2 separate regions of the Homo sapiens genome follow, and region 1 is linked to region 2. Evidence: read pairs that join two places in POLR2A ChIA-PET (ENCODE). Cell type or tissue: OCI-LY7. All regions are shown on one strand. Links, peaks and the distances in the headings refer to the core of each region. The heading gives the core; the rest is flanking DNA.

The links. ChIA-PET counts read pairs that join two places held together with the same protein. Peaks named below come from ENCODE experiments on the same cell type or tissue, not always from the same donor. Only the 100,000 strongest peaks of a DNase experiment are listed, where the experiment ranks them.
Region 1: POLR2A ChIA-PET joins it to region 2 with 8 read pairs; 2 of 35 experiments call an interaction of 5 or more read pairs at or near these places.

Annotation. Positions count from the first base shown.
Region 1 is chr5:100,924,442-100,928,849 of GRCh38, forward strand. The region is part of intron 1 of LOC107986437 (a long non-coding RNA gene); the gene reads left to right. Among named protein-coding and RNA genes, the nearest start is that of ST8SIA4, 23 kb to the left of the region's middle. In OCI-LY7, for the core only: a CTCF peak has its summit at 3,469 (motif pointing right); no DNase peak of the experiment used is centred there.
Region 2 is chr5:100,841,239-100,845,646 of GRCh38, forward strand. All of the region lies in intron 4 of ST8SIA4 (ST8 alpha-N-acetyl-neuraminide alpha-2,8-sialyltransferase 4), which reads right to left. Among named protein-coding and RNA genes, the nearest start is that of MIR548P, 27 kb to the left of the region's middle. RefSeq lists an enhancer at 343-562. In OCI-LY7, for the core only: a CTCF peak has its summit at 3,929; no DNase peak of the experiment used is centred there; H3K4me3 peaks cover 608 bases; H3K27ac peaks cover 640 bases.

The sequences.
Region 1 (4,408 bases), core at 141-4,140, 83 kb after region 2:
TCCTCAGCTATTCCCCCAAATATGTTTTCCAAACACTTGGATTTCTCTTCTTCCTCAGCAACACCAGTTATTCTTGTTTGGTCACTTAACATAATCCCAAACTTCCTGGAGGCTTTGTTCATTTTTTTCTTATTCTTTTTTCTTTGTCTTTGGATTGGGTTACTTCAAAAACCTTGCCTTCAAGCTCTGAAGTTCTTTCTCCTGCTTGTTCAATTCTAATGCTGAGACTTTCTAGAACATTTTGCATTTCTCTAAGTGTGTCCTTTATTTCCTGAAGTTGTGATTGTTTTCTGTTTATGCTATCTATTTCACTGAAGATTTCTCCCCTCATTTCTTCTATCATTTTTTTTTCAATTTCCTTACATTGAACTTCATCTTTCTCTGGTACCTCCTTGATTAGCTTAATAACTAACCTGAATTCTTTTTCAGGTAAATCAGGGATTTCTTCTTGGTTTGGATCCATTGCTGGTGAGCTAGTGTGATTTTTGGGGGTGTTAAATAACCCTATTTTGTCATATTACCAGAATTGTGTTTCTGTTTCCTTCTTATTTGGGTAGGCTATTTCAGAAGGAAGGCTACTGTTCAGTTTCTTTTGTCCCACAAGGTGTTCCCTTGATGTAGTATGCTCCCCCTGTCCTAGGGATGTGGCTTCCAGAGAGCTAAGCTGTAGTGATTGTTATCTCTCTTCTGGATCTAGCCACCCAGCAGGTCTACCCGTTTCCAGTCTGGTCCTGGGGGATATCTGCACAGTGTCTTGTGATGTGAATGATCTGCAGGTATCTTAGCCATGAATATCAGCATTTGCTCTGGTGGAAGTAACAGGCAGGTGAAATGGACTCTGTGAAGGTCTTTAGTTTTGGTTGTTTAGTGCACTATTTTTTGTGCTAGTTGGCCTCTTGCCAGGAGGTAGGCTTTCAAGAGAGCATCAGCTGTAGTAGTGTCCAATCTTAATGTCTTTTAGACAACATGAAATAATGCAAAAATAGTACCAAGATTAGTCCAATACAACAGTATAAAATTTATAGGCACCATGAACAATGTACTTTATACAAAACAAAAAGCCTCCTGAATTCTAGAGTGGCAAGTTCTTTGAGCTGGTGTTATGACTTGAACATGTGCATCCCGCAAACTCATATGCTAAAATCCTAATTCCCCAATATGATGATATTAGGAAGTGGGGCCTTTGGAAGATCATAAGGGTGGAGCCCACATGAGTGGTATTAGCACCCTTATAAAAGAGACCCGTAGAGCTCACTAGTTCTTTCTATCATGTTAGAACACAGCAAGAAGATAGCTGTATATGAACCAGAAAGTAGACCTTCACCAGACATGGAATCTACTGGTGCCTTGATATTGAAATCCTCAGCCTCCAGAACTGGAGAAATAAATGTTTGTTGTTTAAGCTACCCAACCTATGATCTATGTTCTTTTGCTATAGCAATACAAACAGATCAAGATAGCTGGAAATTATTTTCATCTTCTTAGAGAACTATGAATGCATGGCTGGGGTTGGGGAAAGACTAGAAATAGGTCACAATATCCTATATTGTGAGGGGAAATGGCATTATCCTGGAGAAATATAAGTGTCCAACAAATATTTTAGTGTGCCAGAAATCTCCCTTTATGCTTAATTATGATCACCATGCTCTGTCATAAATGAAGTACTCCAGATATCCAGGAGAGATTGCCAGGGACAATGGCTTTTCGCTCGATCAGAACTCCAGCTTCAATTCTGTATTACTAATACTGTACTAAAAATCTTCAGGTTTTTCTAGATTTAAACAAGTCTGAGTCATCCTGTTGACCAATTAAGGCCTAGGCATTGGAATGAATTAAAATTAATCATTATATTAATATGTTAGCTGATAAAGATACTCTGATTTTCTGTAAGGATTATGCCTTATATTTGGTACAGGAAACAGACTGTGAGATGAAGACTTGAATGAAGAAAGTTGATTTACCAGTGCCTTTGATATTAATATCTGTGTTGGGGTGAAGGAAGGAAGTTTGGGCAGAGAAAATGTAAACTGTGATTCAGTCTTAACAAAAGCCTTAGCATATCCACAAGGAACTCTGAATCTGAGAAAGCCTTTCAGTGTTATCCAGCCTCGAAGCACAGGGATCAGGTCTTGATATCATTTTATTGATCAGTCATAGATTGGGTTTCTTCAGGGTACAAATATTACCCTGAGCAGGCAGCTCTCTTTGACTTAAGGCAATTCATGGAGAGGGATTCAGCAGGGAACCATTATCTGTTGACAGTTCTGAAGGAGATCTCTGGATTGTGCACCACAGCATCCACTATGGTTCACCCCTTGTGCTATCTTAGTCCACTTCCACCCTATGATAAATTTCACACATATTTTATGTGACGCTTATTAGTCTATAATTCAAGATAAACTTACAAAAAGAAGGGAAGTGGGATAAATTATCATCCCTGCTTCTGCAAGTGGTCTTAAGACTGAGGCTTTACCATGTAGATTTTCTATCATTATTACCTTTCAGGACCACTACTGATTAGGGTTGTAGTACAGCAGCTGATTAAGCTCAACTTCCATTAGTTGGACAAGATAAATTCCTATATTGTTATAAATGTAGGCAGATATAGAGGGACTGGTACACCAATGGTGGGTGTTACAAGGGTCTGGACCACTGCATATTCCTGATTTTAGATGTATCATTTCTATGTTACAATGTGTTTCTACTAGGCCTGCCTTGCTTATGACATGAAGGGTCTGACAGAACTCAGCTCATGATTTGCAGGGCAAATGGCCACTTAATTTCTTATGGTTAAGTATTTCTTCTATACCAGGGCCAAATAACATGCTAGAAACAGAGTTTTTTTTTTTAATGTTGCATAATTCTCCACTATGCCATAAATAACAAAGAATCATTACCCATTACCCAAACCTCTGTATAAGAATATGCCAGGTTGGTACAGCTTTTACTTTTTCTAGCTTTTCTCTATTGCAGAATACTTTTCTGGTCTGGACCTACTCAAAGATGGCAGGTATGCATGTCACTTTGTTAATAGCTTGTGGCAATATTCTTAAGTGTGGGAGATGCTACTTCTCTTTTTCTTTTCCACCACCCCCTCCTCTCTCTTTCCTTATCTCAATAGGCCCCATATATGAAAACTGGCTCAAGTTCAGAAACTGTCAAGAACCATGGAATTTTATTGGAGATGCTGCCCTCAGTCTACTGACCATCCATGCTTAATTTCTTTTGATTGTGCATATGGAGAAACTTTCATCAGCTCCCCACCTGAGGATGCTGCTATCTATTAACTACCTCCATAGCTCTCTGAGAGTCATGGCCTACAGGTGGCCATTGTGATTTTTCCACTAGTTATGGCAACTGGTTCCATCCTGTTTCTGATGATTAAATACTGCTTTTGGCCTCCACCTTTTCAAGATTCCATTACCTTTTGTGTCATCGAGGAACCCAGTTCTGTAACAGTATTTATTACTCATAAGTCCTCCCAGTAGAGGGCAGGTGACATTGAGTTTCTCCAGGATGATATTTCTCTCACTAGTACATCACATATTGCTTTGGCAAATGCGGCTCTTCTTCAGAATATGGTTAAATGGCGAATTTTCTGGCCTTACATAGTATATTCAGTAGGTTGGCCACTTTTGTAAAATTTTAAACTCTTCTTTGCCACGTCTGGCAGTCTTGGCATTTATACTTTACCTACTATAAACTACCACTTTCTCAAAACTTCTAATAACTCAATCAGTATGTTAACACTGTTTTCTGAGGTTTTCATCAAAGTGTCAAATCCTTTTGGGATAGTTTTCCTTTATCAATAAACTGGCCAGCCATTATCCATTCTCATGTTCTACCTTCTTTGATACAAGAGCCTCTGGATACAGACCAAATCACACTCTCCTAACTCCTTCCAGTATACAGTCATCCCTGGTATCCACAGGGGATTGGTTCCAGGACCTCCCCTGGATACCCAAATCTGTAGATGCTCAAGTCCCTTATGTAAAATGGCATAGCATTGGCATATAATCTATGGACATAATCCTGTATACTTTATATCATTTCTATATTACTTACAATACCTAACACAATGTAAAAGCTGTGTAGTTGTTATACTTTTTAAAAAAATTTCTACATTATTATTTTTTATTGTATTTTTGTCATATTTTCAATCTGCAGTTAGTTGAATCTGTGGGTGGGGAACCTGTGAATACAAAGGACTAATTGTATATTGACTAGGTCTTGCTGAACCCATTAGAAGTTTGTTGAGAGATGTCCTCAGGTCTTTTTGGGATATAGTCGCTTATCTTTCTTAACATGCCTAGCACTTTCCCAGCATGTAAGCTAAAAATGGAGTTGAGTTTAGATGCTGAGGAGTGTTCAAGACACTGGGTGAGGTGGAAATTACTGCATCATTTTC
Region 2 (4,408 bases), core at 137-4,136:
TGCTTTTTGTAAACTGGGACTTTTGTAAATTGGGATCAACACAAATTTTTATTCAAGCCATAGGTATTGGAGTCATTATGCTTATTTCTTTAAAAAGAGGTCAATTATGCAGTATATTGCTGAGGCAGGAGGATAGGGTCTGGAGGCAGGGAACATAAGGCCAATTCACGCTGACTTCTTAGAACTAAATCAAATGGAAACACTTCAGCTATGACAAGAAATATCCTCTCCATTTACATAGGGCATACACCAAGTAACCAATGGAAACCTCTAGAGGGTATTTAAACACTAGAAAATTCTGTAGCGCAGTTATTGAGCTCCTATGCTTGGGCCCCCTCCCATCCTGTGGAGTGCACTTTCATTTTCAATAATTCACTGCTTTTGTTGCTTCATTCCTTCCTTGCTTTGTTTGTGTGTTTTGTCCAATTATTTGTTCAAGACACCAAAAACCTAGACACCCTCCACTGGTAACATAGTTCTGACACAATTTGTGGATAGGCATTACTGTAAATTCTTAGCCTATACTTTTAGCTGATCTTTAATACTGTTTGGAATCTCTTCTGTGAATCTCTAATCAGTGACAAATTACATGTCCCATCCACCAGAGGTATTACATGCATTTGCCAAATCCCTTGATCTAGCATTCCAAAACTACCTTGTCACTTCCCTATGTAATCTTGTTGGCTACCAAGCTGGTTTTGTTGCTTGAGGAAGCCCCTGCTTTGTTTTCTTCTTTGGAGCTTCAGACCTAGCGCAGTATAGCAATCTATACATGTTTATAGAAGGAATGAACGTGATACAGCAGGAACACTTCTATTCATATTTCAAAATGTGGAATTATGTGATTTCAAATATTTTACTACTTCAATAGAATTTTTTAATGAAAAATATCTGTATTTCACTTTTATTCAGTCTGATAGGAATTTGCAATTTGTACATTACTAAAATATTTGTATTTATATATTCTGTGTTATTTCTCATAAAATAATTAGCTTATTAATTTTGAAACTGACAGCAATTCTGGTGTATGCATCTGTTCCAGAGAAAACAGAAAGAGGAAATAATTGTGAGCTGAGCAAAGAACAAAATTTTAGCAACATTGATTCTTCCTGGTAGCGACGTTTATTAATGGAGACTTGCTGATGGATTATTTGATTATAGCACAGATGGATTCCACAAAGTATCAAGTTCCTTTTTTTAAAACAAAAACAAAAACAAAAGTTGACTATTAAGAAGCAAAAACAAAGCTGAAAATTTTGATAAACTGCCCACATCCCACCTCAACACTATCCCCAGTTTTTATTATTCTCAGATAGGGGCTATTAACATTTATAATGACTGTACAATTCTTTCAAGCAGTATTGAGAAACATATATTTTGGTATAAGGTTAGCTTGCCATATTGTAGATTTTATATGTGCCTATAAAATGGTTTTTGCAAAAAGCTCACTGAATTCTGTTGAGAGGAATATGATCATAATTTGAATAAAATGCAGAATCAGAACTTTAGCTGCAAGTAATGATTTTACTTTAATTAAGATTCACCAGTGAAAAGAAAAAAAAGTTAGTTTCTATTAGATCAAATTATCAAATATATTAATAGTGTAAAGTAGAATCTGTGCCATGCTAGATTATGTTATGATACATTCAGTCACATGATTCTTTTAGCTATTTAATTTCATCCAAGTTTGTAACTGATGCAAATATTGTTGAGTATCCAAAACAAGGAAGCTTTAAAGTTGAACTCAGTTGCTTGATGCTATAGCTTAATGAACACTGGTAAAGTTTGCTGAAATTTGTATAAAGGCCAAGGAAGCTCCTATTATAAAGGCCAATAATTTATTAAGGGAAATCCATATAAGCTATTTACCTAAGAATTCCTAATTACTTTATTATATCATCACTTTATCATTTTGTTTATTTTTTAAAGAAAGACAGTTTTCCACTGATTTTACTATCTCTAGAGTGACATCAAAAGGCAATATTTTCTTTAGGAGTGTACTTTAAATGACTAATTAGAGAATGGGAAAAGCAATATAGACCATACTTTCATTATGAAAACAATTTGATGTTGACAATAAAAGTTTATATTGTCTGAAACAAAATCAGTTTATTCTTAGTTAGAAATAAGGTAGCAACTGCCAGCACAATCTCCCTCTGCAACATATTCCATTCAGCTATCAACATGGTCACTGGAAGATGGTTTGGAGGATAAAAGTGGAAGCAGGTAAGAACTGAGTGTTTGTAACTGAGTTCTTAAGATGCTAGCATTCGACTTGTATTCTCACCAGGAAAACTTAACCAGAGGATATAGCTAAACAATATCATTGCTGAAGAAATGAAGTCTGGTGTTGAAAACTCATGTAAAAATAAAAAAAGCAGCAGGCATTTACACAATACAGAGCAATGATTTGTCACTTACAATTTTTTGTTACTGAGCTTAACTATGATGCCTAACCATGATCCATCTGAATGAAGATGCAATGTATGCGTTATCATGAGGAATGGAAGTCAGCCATACTGTTGCTCCAACATATTTTCCACTTCTTGCTCTGCAAATTCCCAAAACATGTTCATAGGGCCCTTATAAATCCCTTCTTTTAATCTCAACAACTTATTTGCCCCTAAGAATGAATTAGCTATCAGTTATTTACACCTTACTTGGTATTTACGCATTTTATTATCTCTCTCCAATATTTGAAGTTTAGGTGGTGCTCATTGAGACGTAAAGCCTTTCCAGTTATATTGAAGCAAGGTCTTAAGAGGGACAGAAATTCTTCACGGAATGTACAAAAATGGTACCATCTGGATGGCTCCCTAATTTGCCAACAAATAGGCACAATGTTATACTAGAGGGCCAGAGTTCCTAAGATATGATGGCAAGTATCCTTCCTTAAGAACTGAGCAAATACTTTATAATTTTGCTTTCACTTATGCTCCACAGGTGACAGCCCCAGCATAAGATCATCTGGATGAAACAGTTGTGTAAGAATTTGCATCGTATATAATGTGATTTGATTGATCTCAAAAGAAACTATTGAACAATATTTCCCACATATATCAACCACCATGTATTATGTTTAAATATGATCTTCAGAAAACCATACTCAATCATAAATGTACTATCTTGAAGGGAGAGTACAAGCACCTACTAACACATAAACAAGAAATCTCATCCAGCAGAATAGTGGGGAACATAGAATAACCCTGGCTATTTGGGACACACATTGATGAGGGGAGGCTGCCAGAGGTATCAGAATCAGGGCACTGCATTTTGATTTTACTTCCTGCACTGGATACTGGTCTTCACCAGGGCTCTATTTTGTGATTCTTCTCTTGTAGGTCTGAATATTCTTTTTGATTTATTTTATCCATGGAATGTGAAAAAGTAAATGGCTTATTTCTAAGAAGTCAGTCATAGGTGTTAGGCTCAAACTGGAAACTGTAAGAAACAAAACTTCCAGCTTGCCTCTGGTGAATGTGGCTCCAATACTTGCCTTTATGTAATCAAATAACTGAAAAAGATTGTTAAAGCCACTTTAAAAATAAGTTTATAGCTAAAGGCTTTAAACTTATTCTGCTACAATGTATTTACTCATCCAGGTTTTTAAATGATTTGGGGGGTAAGGTTTTAGAGCAAAGAGAAAAAGAAACAGAAATGACTCTTTCTTTGATCTCTTACCAATAGGAATCTGATATGGCACACTAGTCTCTGAAAAAGTTGGCAGAATGTATCAGTATCTTGTTTCCTACATGGCAATTCTAGTGGTCAAGCCCCAAGTCTTTTGCCTTATTCTCTAACTTACTTCTTGTATGTTGAGCTGGCTTGACAAATGGCGATAGCCATAATTTGGAAGTTGTGGCCTGAGGCTGTGATTATATGATCAACCACATGAGACACTAGAGTTAGTTAACTGACCATGATCAATCACATAGAAACAAAAGACCTAATCTAAACTATTACACTCAAGCTAAAGTACACTTGTATCATTTGAAGAAGATAAGGACCTGTAATGTTTTCAAAGATTTATGGGAATATTGATTAAATAACTTTTCTCCACAAACTCAGGAAGTAGCTAGTCATGTTCACTGTCTAAAAATTTATATTTGCATTTAACTTTAAACTCCCAACTATTTAATATTTAATAATTAGTTAAAATATATTAATTATTTTACTATATATAAGAAATCTCTGAATGCGTAATCGACCAGTCATCTTGACTTAAATTAGAATAACTTAATGCAAATTAACTCAGTATATATTTTGCATATTGATCAATGTTCTTTTCTCCTGAAAAGTCAAATAAACAAGGGAATTTCCGAGGTTACCTGTGCACCTTCTATCACTCATTAAAAGATTGAGCCTTGAAAGTAAAAGGTAATAGAACAAATTATTGAGCTTTCCCTGT